Linked DNA regions of Homo sapiens: region 2 is linked to region 1. Evidence: read pairs that join two places in POLR2A ChIA-PET (ENCODE). Cell type or tissue: PC-3. All regions are shown on one strand.

Region 1 (8,000 bases):
AGTCTGAGAGAGGCAGAAGTGATAGGTTAGGTACAGAAATTTTTACACTGTGGCTTTCCAGTTCAAAAGGTCGTTCCAGAACCTTAGGGAAGCTGTATTCCATAATGGCGAAGAAGGTGGACTCTGGAGTTAGAAACCTTGGTTGGAATTAGGCTCCCATCACTTAGAAATTATGACCTTGGGCAAGTTACTTGTGGGTCAGTTCCCCGAGCTGTAAAAGAAATAGTTACTACATCTGCCACATTAAAGAGATGGTATCTGTATAAAGCACCTTTAACAGATTCTGACACGTGGTAAAGCCATAGTAAACATCTACCACTATTGGTACTTCTGTTGTCACCACCACTGCCCTCTGTGGTTCCAAGGGGAGGCACTGCTCTCACTGGTTGGCTGAAGGCCCCAGAGAAATGTCGTATTTATAGACCCTGTCTGGTTGATTCAGCACCAGCAGTGACAAACTTACTGTTAAATTCTAATTTACATATGTCAAGTGTTAATACTGTGACTCAAGGAAATTCTTGTCCTCTCCCCAATCTGGTCTCATATTCTAGAAGTTGTAGATTTGCATCAACTGAGAATAACACAGTCACCTAATATGTTGATCAGATGGACATTATTCTTATCACCAGATTATTTATTCTCTGAGAGTCTGTCTTAGATCAATACAGGTTCTTAATCTGTACATTATTTCCTATTTTACATCCATGGTCTTCTCATAAAAAGAGTTTGAGTAGGCCGGGCGCTGTGGCTTATACCTGTAATCCCAGCACTTTGGGAGGCTGAGGCAGGTGGATGACGAGGTCAAGAGTTCAAGACCAGCCTGGCCAAGATGGTGAAGCCCCATCTCTACTAAAAATACAAAAATTAGCTGGGCGCAGTGCTAGGTGCCCATAATCCCAGCTACTTGGGAGGCTGAAGCAGGAGAATTGCTTGAACCCGGGCAGCAGAGGTTGCAGTGAGCTGAGATCATGCCACTGCACTCTAGCCTCAGTGATAGAGTGAGACTCCGTCTAAAAAAAAAAAAAAAAAAAAAAAAAACCTTGAGTAGCTTTAGTAAACTGCTAGAAATATATGCTATAAAATCCAGTTCTAATGCTGTCTTTCAGTTTTACTAAGCCAGATGTTCTATAGTTTCCAGAAGGAAGGGAGGGAGGGGAAAAATACTTTCTTAGCATTATTTGAAACTAAGCATTGGTTTTAGAACGTTATCCTTAGATGTTATTCCTAGAAGCAGGAAGATACGGAAATTTTAAAACCGTAAAAATATTTTAAGGGTTTAGTCTTTGTAATCTTAAATTGGAATTTGAAACATTTGTTTAAATTTATGACTTTTTTCTCTTAAACAGTCACACATGCATTTCCTATGTACTGCAAATACCTAGAAAACAAATCATCTTCTTAGTAGCAATGCTCACTCGTAGTGGTCAGATACGGTTTCTAAATACTATTCAATATTAGAAGGACTTGAAATCTAAACAAAAGTTACTTTTTTGGCATAAAGTGAATATTATAAGTATACATTTTTCTTCACAAGTGCTTATTGGCTTCTGAAACCTCTGTAGTCTTTATAGCAGCACTGTCAAATAGAACTTGCTAAAACAGTGGTAATGTTTTATGTCTGTTCTACCAAGATGGTAGCCTCTAGCCACGTTTCTGTTGAACACTTAAAATTTGGCTAGAGCACCTGAAAAACTGATATTTTGCTTTTATTTAATTTTAAGTAAATTTTAATGGCCATATCTGCCTAGTGGCTACTATATTGGACAGTTCAACTCTATAGTATGTTGGACAGATGGGTGGGTGGATGGATGGATGGATGGTCGGTCAGTCAGATGGACAGACAGATAGATACATGGATATCTATCTATCTACATATACATAGTTAGTAGATACTAGTTAGTTTTTCCTCCTAAGCCTGACAGAGTTGTGACACTAGGATATTCAAATACAAGCATTTTCTGATATAGTTGGTCATTTTTTAAATTTTTGTTTTTGGAAAAACATTTGTGACATAAAACCATGTTTGTCAAAAGTAATTTTTCCTTTAAGAAATAATGGTGGAAGACTAGATCACTTTCAAGGGATATTATAATTGCATGTGAGTGTTTTCTTCCACATTCGTGTGGTAGCATCATGTAGATGCTTAAAGTTATGACGTGAGTGATGGAATTAGTGGAGGAAAAAGGAGTGGAATAGTTACAGAAATGAGAGTCATCTACATTAGATGTCCATAGTGAGAACATGCCACCCCAGCATTGTTAAAAGTTTATGTATCATCCATTCATTTCGCTGTTCATTCATTGTTTATCTAGATCCTCCTATGTGCTAGAAACTGAGAATACTTTACTGAACCAAATGAGTATGGTCCTTTTCCTCATGGAGCTTATATGTTAGTAGGGGAGATTGATCACAGAAATAAACATATACTTTAAAATTTGATCCATGCAAATAAAAAAAGTATAGTATTTTATAAAAGTGTGTAACAGGGGACCTTATTTAGAGTGAATGGTCAGGGAAAGCATCTCGTCTATTTTATTTTATTTTATTTTATTTATTTATTTATTTATTTATTTATTGAGACAGAGTCTTGCTCTGTTGCCCAGGCTGGAGTGCAGTGGTGCGGTCTTGGCTTGCTGCAACCTCCATCTCCCAGGTTCAAGCAATTCTTCTGCTTCAGCCTCCCAGGTAGCTGGGATTACAGGCATGCATCACCACACCCGGCTAATGTTTGTATTTTTAGTAGAGATGGGATTCCAGCATGTTTTTCAGGCTGGTCTCGAACTTCTGAACTTGTGATCCGCACACCTTGACCTCCCAAGGTGCTAGGATTACAGGCATGAGCCACCGTGCCTAGCTGGAGGGCATCTCTTAACACATTGATACTTAAATTGAGAAATGAAAATGAAAAGTAAGTAGGAATTAGTGAAATTAAGAATGGCAGGTAGTTTACTTCAGCAGGAACCACGTGTGTGGAGACCCTAATGATGGAAATAGTTTGGCATAGTTCGGAAATCAAAAGAAAACCAGAGTTCGTGGAGTGTACTAAGTCAAAGTGAGCCGGTAGCTCTATGGATAGTAGGTGAGTGATTGAATAAATGAGTGAATGAATGGATGGTGTGGCATGAAACTGGAGAGGTAGGCAGAAACCAGAATATATAGGATAGTCATGTTAATGATTTTAGGTTTTATCTCAACCACAGTGGTTATCTTTTAAGTAATTTTAAGCAGAAGAGCGGTAAGACTTATTTCCTGTTTTAAAAAGAGTATTCCAGGCTGGGCACAGTGGCTCATACCTGTAATGCCAGCACTTTGGGAGGCTGAGGCAGGTCGATCACCTGAGGTCAGGAGTTTGAGACCAGCCTGGCCAACATGGTGAAACCTTGTCTCTACTAAAAATACCAAATTTAGCTGGGCGTGGTGGTGCACGCCTGTAGTCCCAGCTACTCAGGAGGCTGAGGCAGGAGAATCACTTGAGCCCAGGAGGCAGAGGTTGCAGTGAGTCCAGATTGCGCCATCTCAAAAATAGAGTATTCCAGCAATTATATGAAGAATAAATAGGAGAGTAAGGGTAGAAAGGGCTGAGGACATGTTAGGAAAACATATAATCCAAGGACATGTAGGGTGATGGCAAAGGAGATGGAGAGGTCTATTTGGAGATAAACTCAGCAAGATTTGCTGGTCAATTGCATGTTGATGATGAGGGAGAGGAGAGGGAAGTGGCAAGGTTGATTTCTACGCTTCTTATCACGAGGATCTTTAAGTGGATGGTTGTCTTATTCCATTTAGTGTTGCTATAAAGGAATTACCTAAGGCTGGGTAATTTATAAAGAAAAGGAGTTTATTTGGCCATGGTTCTACAAACTGTACAAGGAGCATGATGCCCGCATCTGCTTCTGGTGAGGGTCTCAGGCTTCCACTTGTGTCAGAAGGCAGAGTACCTTTTATTCTTAATACAAACTACAATTCTTGTAGATTTACTGACACTTACTGATTACCTACTGTCTGCCAGTCACTCTGGTACATTCTTTCTTTATAATATTATTCAGTTGTTAAACAACAGATTCTCAGATATATGTAATGTTTTCTAGGTCGAAAACAAGTGCCAGTTCTTGTTGGGTCCTTTTTCAGAAGAGTAAAGAAGGGCTTACATGTCTTAAACTACATGTTCCTTCTGAGTGAAGCAATCTCTTCAACCTTACCTTATTCCCTTGTCTGGAAAAATCCTACTTCTTCCATAAAACCTTTTCTGACCTTCCAAGTCTGAGTTACATGTCTCTCTCATGTTTTTGTTTTTCTTTTTCTTTTTCTTTTTTTTTTTTTGAGATGGAGTCTCTCTCTGTTGCCCAGGCTGGAGTGCAGTGGCGTGATCTCGGCTCACTGCAACCTCCGCCTCCCAGGTTCAAGCAATTATCCCTGCCTCAGCCTCCCAAGTAGCTGGGATTACAGGCGCCCGCCACCATGCCCAGCTAATTTTTTGTTATTTTTAGTAGAGACGGGGTTTCGCTATGTTGACCAGGCTGGTCTCGAACTCCTGACCTCAGGTGATCTGCCCACCTCAGCCTCCCAAATGCTGGGATTACTGGCGTGAGCCACTGTGCCCAGCCTCTCATGTTTTTCAACTGCACTTGTACTTAGTCCTGTTTTTTTTTTTTAATAACACTGCATTATTATTACGTATTTACTACCTATTGCTTTAAGAGACTGTCTCCATTTTGTCTCCTAGAATGAAAGCTCCTTGAGGGCAGGAGCTGTGTCTTATTTACTGTTGTATCCTCAGCGTCTACCATTGCACCTGGTACACAATGGCATTCAATGAATATTTACTAAGTAATTAAATTATGAGCGAATAAATGAAATTTTGTCCTGACTTAATGTTTGCAGCATCACTGTACTTACTAAACAATTTAGGATTTAATGGTAATTTTATCATATTTTTATACTTATCTAAACAGTGTTTTGAAATGTTTTCTTTGTTGCAATTGCGTTTCCACTGGATTTGATAAACTACTTTTTCATCTGAACAGAAGAACTTAAAGGTGTCAGAATTGTAGATTTAAAGAATTAGAATAGATATTTATGTGAAAGTTATTTACATTTTTGTGCTTGATTTTAAAGAATGGTAGCCAGAGTGGAAAAATACAATTTAGAAATCATTATTATCCCTGACCTGTCCTTCAGTGGCAAAACAGAGGGCTTATATGTCTCAAAAAGTGAATGTGCAAAATTGTAGGCCCACTGTTGTTGACCTCTTAGCTAGTGGGAACTAGCTGAAAGTCTTATGTAGCAGTGAGCCTTCCACTCGGAAGTACCAGGCCACCATGTTTATGAAAACATGTAATAATTCAAAACATTCTGCAGAGCAGGTATAAACTGATTAGAATCATTTGAAAATCTTTTTGATCCTACTTTATTTCCTTTTAGTGGGACTGATGCTTCTGATCATCACTGGTAAATTTGACATTAGGTTTTTCAAGATTTGCCTCATCTTTCCCGGACTTGGAAATAGGTTCATAATATTATTAAGACTGATTCATTTCATATAGTGCTGTAATGGGTTACATTTAATAGTTTACAGAAATCTCTTCTTAACATATCCTAAATTCATTTTCTTTGCTTGCTCTTATAAGTCTTAACTGATTTCTGTGAGACATTCTTGAAATGAGTAGCTAAGCAGTCCAAAAGTGTTACAGATACAAACGTTATTCAGAACTATGTAGAATCATTCTGTCTTACAAAAAAAATAGAGTGTTACGTTGGTAACATAAACGGTGCTTGTAAAGCAGTTTACTGGTTTCTGCAGAAGTTCATCATGTTTGGTCAATGCACAGATTGTAGATACTGTTGTTCAAAGATACTTCATTTTTAAAATGTAAGATGTTATTATGGAACATGATATTGATAAGCATATAGAAAGTATATTTTTAATGTTTCAGGTACCTAAGAGATATGACAGTTCACGATCATCTTCTCTTTGCCGTTGTGTAATCAGTTCAGTCTTTCAATCAAATTCTGTCAAGAGGAACCTCGTAGGTTTCACTGTAGACTCTCGCTCTGCTGTCAAGGAGTTTGAATCCCCTTTGTTATGGTGGCTGGTTATGAAATCAGTCACTTGACAGACCCTGAAGTGAGACTGCTGGAAATACGTCATGTCTGCCTTCATGGTGACAGCTGGTTACAAAACAAACCCCACCACAGCCATTCTGCAATTGACAAGGGACTTCAAAAGCCAACAGGGCTGCCACTTCAAAGAGAATTCTGCCATCTCTGGCTTGTTGAAAGAAGTTGTTAAATGGCTGTACCCTGCCCTACCAGAAATCTCCATGTTTAGACTTCTCCTTCTTTTGATCTTTGAAAGATGTATGAAATGACTTAAGTTAGAGGAATGATAAAGTCTCTAGTAATGGCAACCCAGCACTCTGCATTTTGATCCATTTATTAATGGAAATTACCCAGATATGTTCTAATGACAGGAGGTTTAAAAACTCAATGTCTCAGAGAATGAATGTCCAAAAAAAGAGTTGAAATTTCATAGTATTGTTGTAGCCACCTTAAAAAATCTGGAAATAGTAGGGAAGAAAATGAAACTCAGTGTGTTTTTAAAACCTTCCATTTCTTCGTGTAATTTTTAGCCCTTTTAATGGAATCAGATTCTGAATATTGATAGATTAGAAAACAACACAAATCTTTAATCATAAGATTAAATTTCATGGTTAAAACGGACATTTCTCCACTTTTAGTAACTCTGTACTTAAAGTTTGAAGCTACCTTGTACTATATTTAAAGTTATATTCATCCCTTTCTGCTGAATACAATTTTAAAATAATTACCTTGTGTTTATCTTAAACAATAAAAAAAGCCTTAGAGTTTTAATAGAACCCTTAATAAAAGGTCAGAGTGCTAACAATCAAGGGAAAAGGCAGCAACATGAACTCTTTCTTTTAGAATACGGATAGCCCTAAAAGATGGAGTAATGTTTAGTATACTTGAAAAAGAAAGCAGAAAACTTTATAAATAATATAACAGTAAAAAAAAAGTGGAGATTTTATACTCAACATGAACTTGGAGTGTAAATTAGTTGGAATTTAAAATCCTTCTAAGTGAATGGCATGACCTTTTCCTAATTGTATGTTTTCTCTCTCATCCTATGTGTATAGGAAGATAAAGCTAAAGATCTTTAGATTCATTTGCCCTGATCTCCTATTTTCTTATTTCTCTTAAAATATCTCTTTACATAAAATTTTTAGAAATCGAGTTGACAGAAGCTTTAACGACTGTAACTTCCTCTATAATTTTACCAGATGGGGTCAGTAGATAACTACTAAAGAAATTCTGAAGCAGAACTGAAGCCCCCAGGAAATAACCCCATGACATAGTATGACCAAAAAATTCTCTAGAAACATGAGTAGTCGCTCTTCAAGTAATGCATTTGGATTTGTCTTTTTTTGTTGTTGTTATCTTAGTTTCTTCCTCTAGAAAAACCTCCAGAAAATTTTTTTGACAAAGTAGTACATGATATTACTGTCCTGGAAGTCCAGGAAATATCTATGCCTTTAAATTTAGGCTCGAGTTTTCATTTTATTCAGCAAAAGGACTGTATCTGTGTTTTCAAAAGTTAGAGCGATGTGAAAAAATTAAGTCCAGTGGAAACAAACCTTTGGCACATCCAAAATTAAACCCCAGAAATGACTGCCAGAAGTCTATGGATACTGGTTTTCAAAGCAGACTTTTTTTTTTTTTTAATTTTATTTTATTTTATTTATTTATTTTTTTTTGAGACGGAGTCTCGCTCTGTCGCCCAGGCCGGACTGCGGACTGCAGTGGTGCAATCTCGGCTCACTGCAACCTCCGCGTCCCGGGTTCAAGCAATTCTTCTGCCTCAGCTTCCCAAGTAGCTGGGACTACAGGCGTGCGCCACCATGCCCAGCTAATTTTTGTATTTTTAGTAAAGACGAGGTTTCACCATGTTGGCCAGGCTGGTCTCGAACTCCTGACCTCATGAT
Region 2 (8,000 bases), 250 kb after region 1:
TGGAAACTGGACTTTAAACATTCTTTCCCAGGAGATTCCGATAAACCAGGGACTCAACCCTCACTGCACTAGGAAGCCCCTCCAGGAGCTGTCTGTGAGTGAACAACTTTGAGACACCCTCTGGTCACCTGGCACAGGTGTGCCTCCCACCCTGGGCAGCCACGTGGGAGGGGTCAGCCTCCCCTGACAGCTGGAGAGGCCACTTTAGTGTCCTTGTGGGAGCTTGTGGCCATCCTTTCTCCCTTTCCTGGCTGGCCTCTCCTTCGGTATCTGCATTTTCTGTCGTCCTAACAGTCTCTGGAGAGGAAGGAAGAAGGGGCTGCTCTCGCTCTGGAATGCCAGCCCCCTGCTGAGTTCCTGCCGCCCTCTCTTCCTTGCTCCCAGCCCCCTCTACCAACAGGAACGGCCAATGCTCCTGGCTTTGCCTCTCTCTGCCTTTGTGCGTGTCTTACTGTGGCTCTCTTATTGTGGAGCACACATCACTCGACCCGAGGGCTCCCTGCTGCACCCTCCAGTCTGCGCTCTCCTCTTCCTAAACTTGTGGGCCCTGTCTACACAGGTTGCTCACTCCGCCATCTCTCTCGCCTTGCCCTCTGGCCTTCGTATTTATCAGTTCACTTTTTGAAACTGCACCTCCAGCCACCCTGACCTCTAACGCTCCTTACATTCCCTGTTTCTTGCCGTCAACACTTGAATGCCCCCTTGACCTTAAAAGTAAGTGTCTTGGAGTCAGATTCACTGTCTTCCTCTCAAACCTCCATCTTTCTCCATTTCCCCTTTGACTCCATCATAGCTTTGTTTACTCTTGGGGAGTATTTAGACCCATGCTTTTTACAGGTGAGGATCCAAGAAGGGGAGTGACCTTCCCCAGGGGAAACCAGCTCCTTAGTAAGAGAGAGGGAAGGAGAAGCTCGGCCACCACCCTTAGTCCTGATGGCCTTGAGCCGCCAGGGGCTCTGGCACCAGACGCATGTGGCCTGGGCATCTGATGTTCATTTCATTTCCATTTGCTTGTGTCCTGGCCCCACTATAAGAACAAAGCTCCTTGAGGGCAGGCACCCTGTCTCCGTTTCCTCTGAAATGTCCCTCAGTATAGAAAGCATTAAAGGGCTTCAGTCAAAGTTGAGATGAGGGAAAAAGGAGGCATATGGGGATGTTAGAGTCTCCAAAGGGAAAATGGTATTTCTTGTCAATCATAATTCCAAAGAGTGCCTTGTTTTTTGGTCAAGCATTTGAGTAGTTCATTAACAGGATCACATTCATTAGTTTTTCCCATTTGCTCGCCATTCTTTTGTTTGTTTGCTTGTTTTTAAGAGATGGGGGGGGGGGGTCTCACTTTGTTGCCCAGGCTGGTCTCGAACTCCTGGCCTCAAGCAATCCTCCCACCTCAGTTTCTCAAAGTGCTGGGATTACAGGCGTGAGCCACCGCACCCGGCCCCCATTTTCTCTTTATGGGACCTTGACGAGTGGTACTGATGAAATGATGAAACTCTTCCCATTGCAATTGGCTAGAGTCTCCAGATTTTGCCAGTTTTTAGTGACACCTTCAACTGCTTCATTCTAGGTATTAGTAAAGCAGTAATTCATTAAAGGGACAATTTAGGATTCTGTCTTCTCTTGGGAGGAGTTCAAGGATAGAGCATCCCATTAGAGTGGACAACAGAAAATGAGGTCACGTCTATTCAATCATAATAATGCAATTATTAATACTGATTGAACATATACTACGTGTAATAAATAGTACTGGATTCCTTTTTTCTGTCTGTTTTAGACAGGGTCTCACTCTATCGCCCAGGCTGCTGGAGTGCAGTGGTGTATAATCACGGCTCGCTGCAGCCTCGACCTCCCGAGCTCAAGTAATCCGCTTGCCTCACCCTCCTGAGCAGCTGGGACTACAGGTGCACACCAAAACACCCACCTAATTTTTGTGTTTTTTGTAGAGTCAGGGTTTTGCCATGTTGCCTAGGTTGTTCTGGAACTCCTGAGGTCAAGTGATCTGCCCGCCTCAGCCTCCCAAAGTGCTGGGATTACAGGCGTGAACCACCATGCCCAGCCAGTACTTGGATTCTTTATGTGTGTTCTTCGACTTCTCACATTGCCATAGATAGGTGATCTTACCACTGCTACCTTTTAGATGAGAAAACCGAGGCTTAGAGAGATGAGTGTCTTGCTCAAGATCACACAGGTGTTGAGTCTGAAGTTCACCTCTGAGGACTGACCTGGCGCCCTGCTCAGCAACCATGCTGTCTTCTCCCTGGAGGGGCACTAACTTCTCTTTTGGGGAGAGGTGGCTAGAGGAGAGCCTTCCAAGTGAGATGAGTAAGGCTGTCATCATTCTGATGAATCTTCATTAAGATAAAACTAGAGGGCCACTGTATTTGTCCGTTTTCACACTGCTGATAAAGACATACCTGAGCCTGGGCAATTTACAAAAGAAAGAGGTTTAATTGGACTTACGCTTCCACATGGCTAGGGAGGCCTCACTGTCATGGCAGAAGGCACAGAGGAGCAAAGTCACATATTTCGTGGTTGGCAGCAGGCAAAAAGAGAGCTTGTGCCGAAAAACTTCCCCTTATAATAACCATCAGATCTCATGGGACTTACTATCAGGAGAACAGCACCGGAAAGACCTGCCCCATGATTTAATTACCTCCCACCGGGTCCCTCCCACAACACGTGCGAATTCAAGACGAAATTTGGTTGGGACACAGCCAAACCATATCAGCCACTCACAGTGGTGCACACCTGTAATCCCAGCACTTTGGGAGGTCGAAGTGAGAGAATCGCTTGAGCTCAGGGGTTTGAGACCAGCCTGGGAAACATAGCAAAACCCTGTCTCTACAAAAAATATGAACATTAGCCAGCTATGGTGGCATGTGCCTGTAGTCCCAGCTACTCAGGAGGCTGAGGTGGGAGGATCGCTTGAGCATGGGAGGTTGAGGCTGCAGTCAGCCATGATCATGCCACGGCACTCCAGCCTGGGTGACAGAGTAAGACTCTGTCTCAAAAAAAAAAAAAAAAAAAAAAAAGAAAAGCAGTTTATAAACTGGTAAGCTCTATGCACATATGAGGTATTAAGAACGGTCTTCTGCTTTTATAAAAATTCCTTTATGCTGCTGACATCCTGGTATGAACTTTTTCCTCTACAGGTCCACTGCAGAGCCAGATTAGAACTCATGATAGCAGCTTCCTTCTTACCAACCCTGCTGCCTTCAGCACTTAGAAATCCCCCGATCCAGCTGTCCCAAATTGTCTTGGCTATTGTGAGTCTGTGGCGGTAATCTATGGATAGTGTCTGGATATTTGGGTCAGATTCTGCCAGTTTTTAAAAAGCCCTCTTTCTTAGCAAAACCGTGACTTCTATGTTACGTCCAGACAACGAGCAGAAACTGAGCACTGAACAACACAGTACCACAGGCAATGGGGTCAAGTGCCTGTGAAATAGCTGTCGGGATAAAAGGTTATTATTAGCTCTGCCTCTCGCTCTTGTTCTGGGCTTTGAAGGCTCATCAGTTCCCCCAAGAAATTTTCTGTGCGTCCTTTTTTTTTTTTTTTTTTTTGAGACGGAGTCTGGCTCTGTCGCCCAGGCTGGAGTGCAGTGGCCCGATCTCGGCTCACTGCAACCTCCGCCTCTCGGGTTCACACCATTTTCCCGCCTCAGCCTCCCGAGTAGCTGGGACTACAGGTGCCCTCCACCACGCCCGGCTAATTTTTTATACTTTTTACTAGAGACGGGGTTTCACCGTGTTAGGCAGGATGGTCTCAATCTCCTGACCTCATGATCCGCCCGCCTCGGCCTCCCAAAGTGCTGGGATCGCAGGCGTGAGCCACCGCGCCAGGCCTTCTGTGCATCTTAAAGAACACCTTTGAAAGGTGCCAGAGAAGCAGACTGGGATGGAGTAGAGGGTTGCCCTGCAACAGGGGTACTTTCTTCCTGCACCCAGAGGCGGCTGGACAGCAGTGTTCTGAAGCTCCTCCCCCTGGCACTGGGGGTGGTGAAACGGAGCAGTCCACCGAAGAGCATGCCTGAGGACCAGCACTCAGCCCCACATGCACCTGGCAGGAAAGCCACTGAGATCCCAGCCACGCAGGAGTCTCAGCCTCCTCTCTGACTAGTTCTGATAGGGTTTTCGTTAGACTTTCTGGCTGGGAAGGGACCTCTGAGTGTGGATGGGGGCCTGCGAGGGCATGACCAGGAGTGGGGAGCAGTGTCCTCAATAAAAAGAGCAGTGATCATTACATATTTGCATAGGGCCAAATATTCTTTCTTTTCTCTTTTTTTCTTCTATTTCCTTCCTTACTTTCTTGTGTCCTTTCTTTTTAATCACAAATGCCAAATTGGAATATGCCTTGTTTGGCAGAGAAGGCAAGAGACCCCACCCAACAGTCACAGACAAAACATGGGTGAGATTTGTCTGCATTCCCATCAGTGCCTGCCTTCAGAGCTGGAGGTAGCTGCCCCAGCAGTCCAGTGACTCAAGCTATGGGGTGCTTACCACTTCCCTTGGGGAATCTGGCCCACGTCTCTGCTGTCTCCTCATTCAAACGTTTTCCCAGCTACTCAGCCACAAGCTCCTTTCCCGGGGGCACTGCAGCTTCCCTCCCTGTGCCACAAGTTTTGACTCATCTTGGACAGAGATGGTGGGGGTAGGGGACTTACAGAGCATTCAGCTGGGGTTGCTGTCGTCTGTCACTTGCTCTCATCCTAGACTGTCAGCTCAGGGCCAAGCAAAGTCATCCCTTGTTGCTTCTTCTAGGCTTCAAATTAGAGGTCGGCCTCTCCACACCTCATTCTTCAGACTGTAAACTTCCTGAAGGTGGGAACTGGTCTCATTCATCTCTGGGTGTTTAGGGCTCAACAAATGAAGCGAATCTTCAGTTTCTCCCATGTTGCATTCTGGAGTAATCAGGGTCTGGGGAACAAGACTTCCCCCCGACCTCCCACGAAGACCCTAACTCCATGGCCGGGCACAGTGGCTCACGCCTGTAATCCCAGCACTTTGGGAGGCCGAGGCAGGTGAATCGCTTGAGGTCAGGAGTTCGAGATCAGCCTGGCCAACATGGTGAAACCCCGTCTCTACTACGGTGGCGCACACCTGTAATCCCAGCTGCTTGGGAGGTTGAGGCAGGAGAATCAGTTGAACCCGGGAGAAGGAGGTTGCAGTGAGACGAGATTGTGCCACCACACTCCGGCCTGGTCAACAAGAGCAAAACTCTGTCTCAAAAAAAAAAAAAAAAAAAAAAGACCCTAACACTAGAACTGATGTTTTATTCTGAGGAAGAGAGAAACTGAGCCTGCTTGAAATTTGGCAAAGCGGATTCAAAGCTTTTTTGCTTGCTTTAGGCCAACTCTCCTCATATCATCTGTCCCCAAGATAAAGCCTTGAACTAGCTTCCCTCCAGCAGCAGGCAGGCTCCCCACAACAATTATAGGCCATGCATTTATGGTTGCTGGACCTGGTCTCATAAACCCCATTCATTCACTCCGAGGTGAGAAAAGTCACAGTGCACCTGAGGTGAGAAAAGTCACGGTGCACCTCCGGCCCAAGCCAGCACAGTTCCAAGGAAACCTTGCCCTCTAATTAGTGGGGTATTTGCTACAACAGCTCTTACCTGTTGTAAAATCCAGAGGACAATAGCTCCTTATTGCCTGCCCAGTGTGGTGGGTTCCTGGTCCCATCCATTCCCTGACCCTCCCTGCTGCCCCTTCCCCCACTGAAAGGGGGAGGCTGTCACCTTGTTTGGTTACTAATTTTAAAAAGGCAAAGCCTTTGATTATTACTATTGTATTTTCCCTCCCCTCACTGTACTGCATTCGAAGGCAATTTCTTTAGCAGGGCGACCTCCTCCTCAGGGAAGAGACTGGGTTTTTCAGAATGTAAAAGCAAAGGGGCTGGAGGGCAGGCCTGGGATCCTACTGGCTGCTCTCGGTTGGTCCCTGTTACCTGGGTCTGGAGCAGGGACCAGCAGCTCCTGCCTCCACTGGGACCTTAGCTCACCCACTTCACCTCCTTGGACACCCTCTTGGGCAGCTCACCCAGAGGTGCTATGAGGTTACCTACAAAAGGACATGGGACTTCCAGAAAAGCATTTAAACTTGGATCTGAACTAAGGCCGAGCCCTGGACTCTAGTGACCTTCTCAAGCTATTAGCCCCTGCAGTGACTATGGGTTGGTCGTCAGACTTTCCTGTGCCTCATTTTCTCCATAAAACATCAGGAGAATTATTTAGTCCTATATCCATGACGAAAGTATTGAGAGAACACGTTTGCTCCTTGAAACCTTTCTGCCTCATTTTTCCCAAACCCAGGGATCTTTCTGAGCTGGGCTCTGTAGGGAAGGGCCCAGGACTGCGAGGGGGATGACCTGGGTTTGCGAAGCGGCAAAGTAGTTCCCGGGTCACTCTACTTCCTTGGGGGATTCAAAGGAGGACGCGTAGCAAGAAAGCGGAGGACATAACTCTCTTCCCCTCTCAGAGCCTCGGGCCCCGCAGACGCCGAGGTGGGCGCTCGTGCCAGGATCGCGGGGCGCGGGTACGGGCTCCTTGGGCGCCCCGAGGGGGCTGCTGGCCGGGGTAAGAGCCGCGGTTTCTTCGGAGGATCGGGTCGAGTTCCAGGAGAAGGGGGCAGCAGGCGTGCGGCGCCGGGAGAAGGGGGCCGGGCGGCGGAGACTCCCCGTCCGCACCCCCGCGGCGAGGCCCCCGGGCCGCTCTGCTTAGGGGCCGAGGGAGCCGGGCGGGAGGCAGGTGCGGAGGTCGCGGTCCCAGCGCCTGGGAGGAGCCCTCGGGAGGGTGTCGCGGCCCGGCTGGTGGGCAGGAGCGAGCCGGGGCCGGCGCGGCTGTCGGGGGCGGGGAGGAGGCGCGGGAGGCGGGGCGGAGGCGGCGGCGCCCCCAGGATCCACTCGCCCAGCGCCGGGCCCTGCACTCCGAGCCGCGGCCGCCACCCGCCCCGCAGCCAACTTGGGCCGAAACTTCCCCGGGTCCCGCGCTCCGGAGCAGGGCGCGCAGCCCGGCGAGATCGACGGCGGCCTCCCGAGCCCGCGCCTCGGGCCCAGGGCCTCCCTCCGGATCGGCCGCAGGCTGCGCGCCCCCGACCGTCCCCGCCCGCTGAGTTCGGGGGTCCCCGGCGCGGAGCAGGGAGCCCTCCGGGCGGCAGGAGGGCGCGCAGACTCCGAGCGCCGGGGCTGCCTGGCCGGGCTCCGGTGGACACCTCGGAGGCTGCCCCAGCATCGGGGGGGGGGCCCGAGACGCCTCGGCGGGACCCCGGGAGCCGAGCACGCCCGCCCGCGCCGCCAGCCCCGCGCCCCGGCCGCGGATGAAGAGTCGGAGGCGGCGGCCCGAGCGGCCCGCGCGCTGAGAGGAGCGGGCAGGGTCTGCCCCGGGCCCCGCCGGCCGCCCCCTGCGCCCCCGCGGGCCGCGCCTCGCCCGCCGACCCAGCGCAGCCGGGCGCAGGAAGAGCCGGGCCGGGCCGAGCGGCGCCCGGAGCCCGCGGGCCTGACACGCGGCGGGACATGCAGGTAAGCGCCGGCCCTCGCCCCCGGGGACGGCCCCGCCGCCGCCGCCGCCGCCCCGGCTGCCGAACCTCGCGCGGCTCCTCCGCCTTCCCGGCCCCGCGGCCGCGCTGGGTGTCCGCCGGGTGGGTCTGCGCGCCGCGGGCGTCGGGTCGGGGCGGGCCGGGGTCAGGTCGGGGGAAGGGAGTCGCCCCGGGCCGGGGCGGCGAACAAAGCTGGGGACCGCCGGGCCCTCGCGCGGGCAGGCATAGGAGGCTCCGGGGTCGGCGGCGCAGGCGGGGCGGCCTCTGAGCTTCGCGCTCACTCTCCCGGGTCTGGTCGGGCCCAGCCCCGACCCTCCGCCGAGGTCTGCGCCGGCATCGAGGACCCCATCTGGGTTACTTTACCCGCCGGACGCGGGTGGGAGCCTGCGTTTCTGCCCGGACCGCGCAGGTAGAGCCCGAGCGCCGCTCGGCTTTGTGCTTCTCCGGTCGCTCCGGCGCTCCACGTCCC

What was found. ChIA-PET counts read pairs that join two places held together with the same protein. Peaks named below come from ENCODE experiments on the same cell type or tissue, not always from the same donor. Only the 100,000 strongest peaks of a DNase experiment are listed, where the experiment ranks them.
Region 2: POLR2A ChIA-PET joins it to region 1 with 13 read pairs; 2 of 35 experiments call an interaction of 5 or more read pairs at or near these places.

What each region holds. Positions count from the first base shown.
Region 1 is chr12:1,271,935-1,279,934 of GRCh38, forward strand. All of the region lies in intron 14 of ERC1 (ELKS/RAB6-interacting/CAST family member 1), which reads left to right. Among named protein-coding and RNA genes, the nearest start is that of LINC00942, 220 kb to the right of the region's middle. In PC-3, a CTCF peak has its summit at 7,307; no DNase peak of the experiment used is centred here.
Region 2 is chr12:1,523,437-1,531,436 of GRCh38, forward strand. It overlaps LOC107984507 (a long non-coding RNA gene), which reads right to left. Exons shown (of 2, transcript NR_160736.1): 2 at 4,287-8,000. Among named protein-coding and RNA genes, the nearest start is that of LINC00942, 27 kb to the left of the region's middle. RefSeq lists silencers at 6,659-6,908, 6,999-7,108. In PC-3, no CTCF peak of the experiment used is centred here; a DNase peak (open chromatin) is centred at 4,545; H3K4me3 peaks cover 397 bases; H3K27me3 peaks cover 299 bases.